Regions from separate parts of the Homo sapiens genome. Here all the other regions are linked to region 1. The links are chromatin loops, found by intact Hi-C in ENCODE. Cell type or tissue: endothelial cell of umbilical vein. All regions are shown on one strand.

Evidence for each region. A loop is a pair of places that touch in the nucleus more often than their neighbours do. Peaks named below come from ENCODE experiments on the same cell type or tissue, not always from the same donor. Only the 100,000 strongest peaks of a DNase experiment are listed, where the experiment ranks them.
Region 2: it touches region 1 in a loop (6-fold over the local background); 10 of 110 quality-filtered maps call a loop at or near these places.
Region 3: a loop joins it to region 1, with 7 times the contacts of the local background. A loop is called at or near these places in 3 of 110 quality-filtered maps.

The regions. Positions count from the first base shown.
Region 1 is chr11:9,611,907-9,614,406 of GRCh38, forward strand. No RefSeq gene overlaps it. Among named protein-coding and RNA genes, the nearest start is that of WEE1, 39 kb to the left of the region's middle. RefSeq lists an enhancer at 1,316-2,005 and a silencer at 2,106-2,485. In endothelial cell of umbilical vein, CTCF peaks have their summits at 1,469 (motif pointing left) and 2,332 (motif pointing right); DNase peaks (open chromatin) are centred at 1,385 and 2,225; H3K4me3 peaks cover 982 bases; H3K27ac peaks cover 2,366 bases.
Region 2 is chr11:9,718,826-9,721,325 of GRCh38, forward strand. The region is part of intron 3 of SWAP70 (switching B cell complex subunit SWAP70); the gene reads left to right. Among named protein-coding and RNA genes, the nearest start is that of SBF2-AS1, 38 kb to the right of the region's middle. RefSeq lists an enhancer at 401-901. In endothelial cell of umbilical vein, no CTCF peak of the experiment used is centred here; a DNase peak (open chromatin) is centred at 1,356; H3K27ac peaks cover 2,500 bases.
Region 3 is chr11:9,702,417-9,704,916 of GRCh38, forward strand. All of the region lies in intron 2 of SWAP70 (switching B cell complex subunit SWAP70), which reads left to right. Among named protein-coding and RNA genes, the nearest start is that of SWAP70, 40 kb to the left of the region's middle. RefSeq lists an enhancer at 2,310-2,409. In endothelial cell of umbilical vein, no CTCF peak of the experiment used is centred here; a DNase peak (open chromatin) is centred at 1,055; H3K27ac peaks cover 1,627 bases.

The sequences.
Region 1 (2,500 bases):
AACACTGCACTCTAGCCTGTGCAACAGAGCAAGACTCCGTCTCAAAAAAACCAGATAGAGTTGTATGAAGCAATGGTGACTATTATTTTACCATGCTGCTAACATTATGCATTATTTTTTTTCTGTTTTTCTATTATATTTTTTTCTATTTATTTTTACAGAAACAGCGTCTCACTATTGCCCAGGTTGGAGTGCACTGGTGTGATCATAGCTCACTGTAACTCTCAGGCTTAAAGGGATCCTCCCACCTCAGCCTCCCAAGTAGCTAAGACTACTAGAGCACAGCACCATGCTGGACTAATTTTTAAATTTTTTGTAGTGACAGGGTCTCACTCTGTTGCCCAGGCTGGTCTCCAACTCCTGGCCTCAAGGGAACCTCCTGCCTTGGCCCCCAGTGAACTGATATTACAGGCATGAGCCACTGCATCCAGCCTGCATTATAATTTTAAAACATTTTTGCTACTTTAGTAGATGTAAGGTGTTATGTCATAACTGTTTTAAGTTTAAAGTTTCTGATTATCAATGAACGTTTTCCCCATGCACTTGGGTATGACTTTTATTTCTTATTGTGAATTACAGTGCATGTTTACCTTCTTTGTCTATTTAGCAATTGGTACCTTGATTGTTTTTATATATATAAACAAGCTTTTTTTGGGTGGGGGGGATGGAATCTTGCTCTGTCACCCAGGCTGGAGTTCAGTGGTGCGATCTCGGCTCACTGCAACCTCCGCCTCCCGGGTTCAAGCGATTCTCCTGCCTCAGCCACCCAAGTAACTGGGACTACAGGCGTGTGCCACCACACCCAACTAATTTTTGTATTTTTAGTAGAGACGGGGCTTTCACCATGTTGGCCAGGCTGGTCTCGAACTCCTGACCTCAGTTGATCCACCCGCCTTGGCCTCCTAAAGTGCTGGGATTACAGGCGTGAGCCACTGCACCTGGCCTATAAACAAGCTTTTATACATTTCAGGTAGTATTTGCTTGTCACTTGGTGCAGACATTTTTCTCAATCTGTTGTCTTTTTAAAATTCTGTCCAGTTTTTGTATTTTTGAACGTTAGTCTTCCTTTGTTGTTTCTTCTGTTGTTTCAAAGTTTTGAGAACGCTGACGTTTATCCATAAATATAACTGCCTTATCCTATTAAATATATAGTTTCTATGGCTGTTCTTTAAAATATTTAGCACTTTAATCCACTTGGTGTTTATTTTGAAATACGATGTGAAACACATTTTTGTCCTCCAAATTTTCATTCATTTATCTGCGCATTCTTTACATAGTTCATCTTTTCTTACTGCCGTGTTTGGGAATGTTATTTTACTATGTATCCCATCAGGATTAATGCGTGTGTTTGTTCAGTCTCATTCCTTTCCGTTGATCTCAGCTTCTATTTTTGTTTCTGCTCTTAGTCACTGCCCAGCAGCGCCAAAGGAACATCCCGCCCCCTGCAGGCAGCTGGTGTCCCCACAACCTGGGAAGCCTGGGGCAGGGCCTCAGGGGACTCCTGGTGTTAGTCCTCCGAGCCCGGGTGGACGTGTCGCTCTGTCCCTGCGGGAGGATTCGGGGCCCCTTTGACAGGCCTCCTTCTATGCCGGTTTCCTGGGGCCTCGAGCTTCCTGGGTTCCACGTCTCTAGTAACCAGTAGAGACGGGCCTTTACCCTGCCGTTGGGTGGGGACTGTCCCCTTCTGGGCTCTTCCTTTCGGGCCTTTCCACCTCTCCGACCCCAGGGCATTCGCCCCACCACGTTGCCGGCACAGTGCTGGCTCCGCGGCCCGCGGTTCTGGCAGTCAGCGCGGAATGCCATGGCACCGAGCCTCTGTGTCTAGATGAGTTCTGGGCGCTGATTTTCCAGGTCACTCGGAAGCTGCTCTCTGGGCCCGCCTGTTTCCCTTCCCTTTGCCTCCTTGTCCCGCTTCCCTCGCAGTATACCACTCACTGTACCCCTCCTAAAAAGGACCACTGCAGGAAGCGTTATTGAAGCAGACACGGTTCAAACACGAAAAACAAACTCTTCTTTATTCAACAGATGTGCACGAATCTATTGTGTGTTAGATACGGGTAAGTTTCTGATAAGTCGTGCACTGAGCCAGTCCGGGCTCCTAGAACCGCGTTTACGTGCCGAAGTCTCAATCAGATTAAGAGCGTCTGGGGAGAGCGGGGCGGGGATAGAAGGAGGTGTTGGGGCTAGGGGTAGGACTGTTCTGGAGGCGTGGGTAAGGGGGAGTGGGCTGTGCTGTGCGCCCCTCCCCTCGCTATCTCCCCATTCATCCGCAGACCCGGGGCCCCACGCGCCGCTCCTGGGCAGGGCCGTGCACCCGGAAGGCGCCGAGGCGCGCCCAGCAGAGGGAGCATGCGGGCAGGGCATTCCGCGGGTACCCGCGGAGCAGGACGGCCACCCACGCCGGGGCCCCTGGGGCTCCACCCAGGACGCACACCCGGAGAGACCCAATGACTGCGTTTCGCACCTGGGCGCAAGCTGGTTACTGGGCACGCGCTGACAA
Region 2 (2,500 bases), 110 kb after region 1:
GCCTGGCTTGGTGGTTCATGCCTGCAATCTTTGGGAGGCTGAGGTGGGAGGATTGCTTGAGCTGGGGAGTTTGAGACCAGCCTGGGCAACATGGTGAAACCTCGTCTCTACAAAAAATACAAAAATTAGCTGGGCACAGTGGCACATGCCTGAAGTCTCAGCTACTCGGGAGGCTGAAGTGGGAGGATCACCCAGGAGGCAGACATTGTAGTGAGCTGTGATCATGCCACTGCACTCCAGCCTGGGGGACAGAGCGAGACACTGAATCAAAAAAAAAAAAAAAAAGATATAATTGTCAGCTGGGTGCAGTGGCACACACCTGTAATCCCAGAACTTTGGGAGGCTGAGGCAGGCTGATCACTTGAGCTCAGGAATTCGAGACCAGCCTGGGCAACATGGTGAAACCCCATCTCTGCAAAAAATATAAAAAATTAGCCAGGCAGGGGTGCTGAAGTGGGAGAATCGCTTTAGCCTGGGAGGTCAAGGCTGCTGTGAGCCAAGATCACTCCACTGCCTCCAGCCTGGGTGACAGAATGAGATCCTGTCTCAAAAAAAAAGATATAACCATGGCAGTTAGCCAGGTGTGGTGGTGCATGCCTGTAATCCCAGCTATATGGGAGGTTGAGGCAAGAGAATCGCTTGAACCCAGGAGGTGGAGGTTGCAGTGAGCCGAGATCGTGCCACTGGGCAACAAAGCGAGACTCCATCTAAAAAAAAAAAAAGTTAATGTTTGCTTCTGATTCAGTTTTCTGTTACCCAGAAAGTAGTGTCAAGTATGTTAAATAAATATTTAAGTGACTTACATAGTGAAGTTAAGATGTTTCTGTCACATAGTTGTAAGAAATAGTGTGTCCCCATTTGAGTTCGTTCCATAATTTTTGTTAGAATATATTCCTGGAAATATGTGCCTGCCAAGTACAGTTTTTATTTAGTATTTGTTTCTCACAGAACCAGGAACAAAACAGGATGTGTCTCTTGTGTACCTATTTGGAAGAATTGCCTTGATGCAGTTAAAAATTGAACCTGAAATAGTTTTAAGAGACCCTAAATAAATAAAACCTATTAAGCCAATAAAATGCCCCTTATTAATGATGATAGAGAAAGCATTTTTAATAAAATAAATTTTGGAACTGAAGGCCTCGAAAATCACATGCATCTTGAAAGTTTTTTCTTTGTTATTTTTGGTGAAACTTGCTTGGAAGGAGGAAGTAAGCTGCTTCCTGAAACTGAATGAGCTCTTAGAATTGATGCAGGCCACTAGAGACTAAAACGGCAACACATGATTTATTATTTAGTATAATTGAATAGTGGAGAATGGTAATGTTTGTCTCTCCTTGGCCCAATATAATGAATCAAAAGGCCCTTAAGTTATTTGGTTATGATACGTATATGATTGTGTTGAAAGTCAGCAGGAAATGAATCTAGATTAGTTGTCTGGCACAGTCACTGGGAATGCTGAGCAGATCGAAGCTGGGTGCTAATGACAACTTCATAAGGCTTGGGAGGGCACCTTCAGAAAGGTTCAGGATGAACCTGGCAAGCTACTTCTAGAGCTGAGTTTGCTACTAATAGGCGCTTTCTGAGTTACAAACATAACAAGTCATCTGATTTTGAAGAAACTGAAGCTTGGAGTGTGAATGACGTGGGTTCAGTAAGAGGTAGGTGAGGAAGAGCTAAGGCTGATTCTTGACTTGTGCCAGGACATGGTCATTCGGCTCTACCATCTTGTCTCACCCACGTGTAGTCATACTGCACACACATGTGGCTATACACATGTGCTTCCTTTGCCTTGCTACTAAAACTTCGACTTGTGCCTGTATTCCCTGTACCCCAAGTTGTAATCTGCCAGCCTGGGCCCTTCTTTTTGCTGCCTTAGGGAGATTGAATTTCTGTACCTGTTAATGCTACTGCTTATTGTACCTTGAGCAATTGTTTATCTTAATGTCCTTTTTGACTCTCTTTTTCTTGCTTTTATCTCTTCAATCTCTTCTTATTTTTTATTTTTTTAAAGATGGAGTCTAGCTCTGTCTCCCAGGCTGGAGCACAGTGGCGCGATCTTGGCTCACTGCAATCTCTGCCTCCTGGCTTCAAACGGTTCTCCTACCTCAGCCTCCCGAGTAGCTAGGATTACAGGTGCGCACCACCACACCCAGCTAATTTTTGTATTTTTAGTAGAGATGGAGTTTTGCCATGTTGGCCAGGCTGGTCTGGAACTCCTGGCTTCAGGTGATCTGCCCGCCTTGGCCTCCCAAATTGCTGGGATGACAGGCGTGAGCCACCACGCCTGGCGTTCAATCTCTTAATCTTTTTATATCTTTCTCTTTTCTGTCCCATTTTCTCCTTCCCTCTTCCCTTTTCCCTTTTTCTTAACATTTTCTTTTTTTCTCTTCCTCTGCCTATCCCTGTTACTTCTCTTTAAAGAGCCAAGGAAATACCTGATAATATCTGATAAGTTTAACAGTAGATGACATATCTCCAACAAGAGAAAGAAAAGATCTAA
Region 3 (2,500 bases), 91 kb after region 1:
TTTTTTGTTTTCTGAGATAAGGTCTTGCTCTGTTGCCCACGCTGGAGTGCAGTGACATGATCATGGCTCACTGCAACCTTGCCCTGCTGGTCTCAAGAGATCCTCCCACCTTAGCCTTCCAAGTAGCTTGGGGAGTAGCTGGAATTACATGTGTGCACCACCATGCCTGGCTAATTTTTAACTTTTTTTTGCAGAGGTCTCACTATGTTGTCCAGGCTGGTCTTGAACTCCTGAGCTCAAGTGATCCTCTTGCCTTGTCCTCCCAAAGTGCTGAGATTATAGGTGTGAGCCACTGCACCTGACTGAAAGTTACATAGTTTTAATTTGGTGCAATGACTAAGTTGGACTCTACATTTTCATTATATTTGTGAAACTATAGAGGACTATAAACTTTTGAGTAAATAAAGGGGTTTCATGCTGAGAAACATGAATGACTTTATACTGATGAATACTTTGGCCAGCAATGTGAGTCATGTACTGTAAAGATATATTGTTTTTTAAAGTAACAGTTTTATTGAGATATAAATTACATACCATACAATTAGTCTATTTAACATGTACCATTTAGTGGTTTTTTTGTTCATTCACTACAACCATTACCACAATTGATTTTAGAATATTTTCATCTCACTGCTGCCCCCAAAATCTCATACCCATTTAGCAATCACTCCCTCTCCCCTATAGCTCTAGGCAAGTGCAAATCTACTTTCTGTCTATATATATTTGCCTATTCTGGACATATAATATTAATGGAATGATACAATAGCCAGCCTTTTGTATCTGGCTTCTTTCACTTAGCATAATGTTTTCAGGGTTCATCCACGTTGTATCCTATAACAATACTTCATTCCTTTTTATGGCTGAATAACATTCCGTTACGGATATACCATGTTTTATTTACATATTCAGTTCATCAGTTGTTGGACATGTGGGTTGTTCACTTTAGTGCAATCACGTTGGCCTTCTCTCTGTTCCCCAGATTACCAAGACCCTTCCTGCCTCAGAGCCTTCAGACATGCTGCTTCCTGTGCTGTAAGGCCAACTCCGCCCATCAAATGCAGCGAATTTTTGTTGATCCTTTAGCTCTGGACTTGATTGTCACTTCCTCAGGGAGGTTTCTCCTGGTAGAACCCACCCTTCCCAGAGCTAACCAGCTCTCCTATAATGTGTTTCCCGCAGCAGCCTGTGCTTTTCCTCTATAGCACTTACTAGTTGTTGGGTTGTTGCTGTATTGTTTGGTGTCTGATTCCCTCTCCAGACTCTGAGTTCTGTGACGGCAAGAACTGGTTCACTGTTATCCAGCTCTTAGCATAGTAACTGGTACCTGGTAAACACTCACAATGATTTGAATGAATGAATGCGCAAATTAATACTGCAAACCAGGCAGAGGGGTACAAAACTGAATAAGATATGGCCTTTGATTTCAAAGAATTCATGATTTCATGTGAGTTGTAATAAAATATAGAACTGGGACTCAGGAAAGAGTTTGAGGTTAGAAATGTATATGTAGTTATATGAGAAGAGCCTACCATTTTACTTTCTCCTTCTTGGCTCTTGCTCTGGTTTAAATGGTTTTATGAAACTATAAAACCATTGAGATATAATTCACATAACATAAAACCTACCATTTTAAAGTGTACAGTAAAATAGTTGTGAATGTATTTACTATGTTGTGTGGCCATCATCCCTATCCAAATTCTGGATTTCTGAGAATTTCCCAGTATGTTCTATAATATTTTAATAACAGACACAATTCTGTTTACTGTCTATATAGAGAGAGACCATATATATATTTATGGCCTTACTGTGTATATATATGACCTCACTGTGCAAACACACTGGTCAATTTATCCAGCATTCAATGCTTTGGAGTTGCTACCTGCTTTAGATGCTTCTTGGGACCACGAGCCATGGCTGCATTAGGCAAGGAAAGAGGACCTGCATCTTCCCTCTTTTTTTTTTTTTAATTTTTATTATTTTATTTTATTTTACTTTTTTGAGACACTCTTTCTGTGTTGCCCAGGCTGGAGTGCAATGGTATAATCTCAGCTCACTGCAACCTCCACCTCCCGGGTTCAAGTGATTCTCATGCCTCAGCCTCCTGAGTAGCTGAGATTACAGGTGCGAGCCACCACGCCTGGGTAATTTGTATTTTTAGTAGAGATTGGGTTTCACCATGTTGGTCAGGCTGGTCTCGGACTCCTGGCCTCAAGTCATCTGCCTGCCTTGGACTCCCAAAGCGCTGAGATTGCAGGCATGAACCACTGTGCCCTGCTAGAGTTCCCTGTATTCCCCTTTATTGGAGCATTTGCACATAACTGTTAGTCTGTCTTCCTCCTCGCACTAGAAGCTCCTTAGAGACTACGTATGTCTTATTTTATGTGGGACTCCTCCCATACCAGATGTTGACTGACCTGTAGTAGACAGGTAACAAATATTTGCATATCCACAGATACACGGTGAAAGACAGGATCTAGAATAAGAGTCTTGAGCTGCAGTT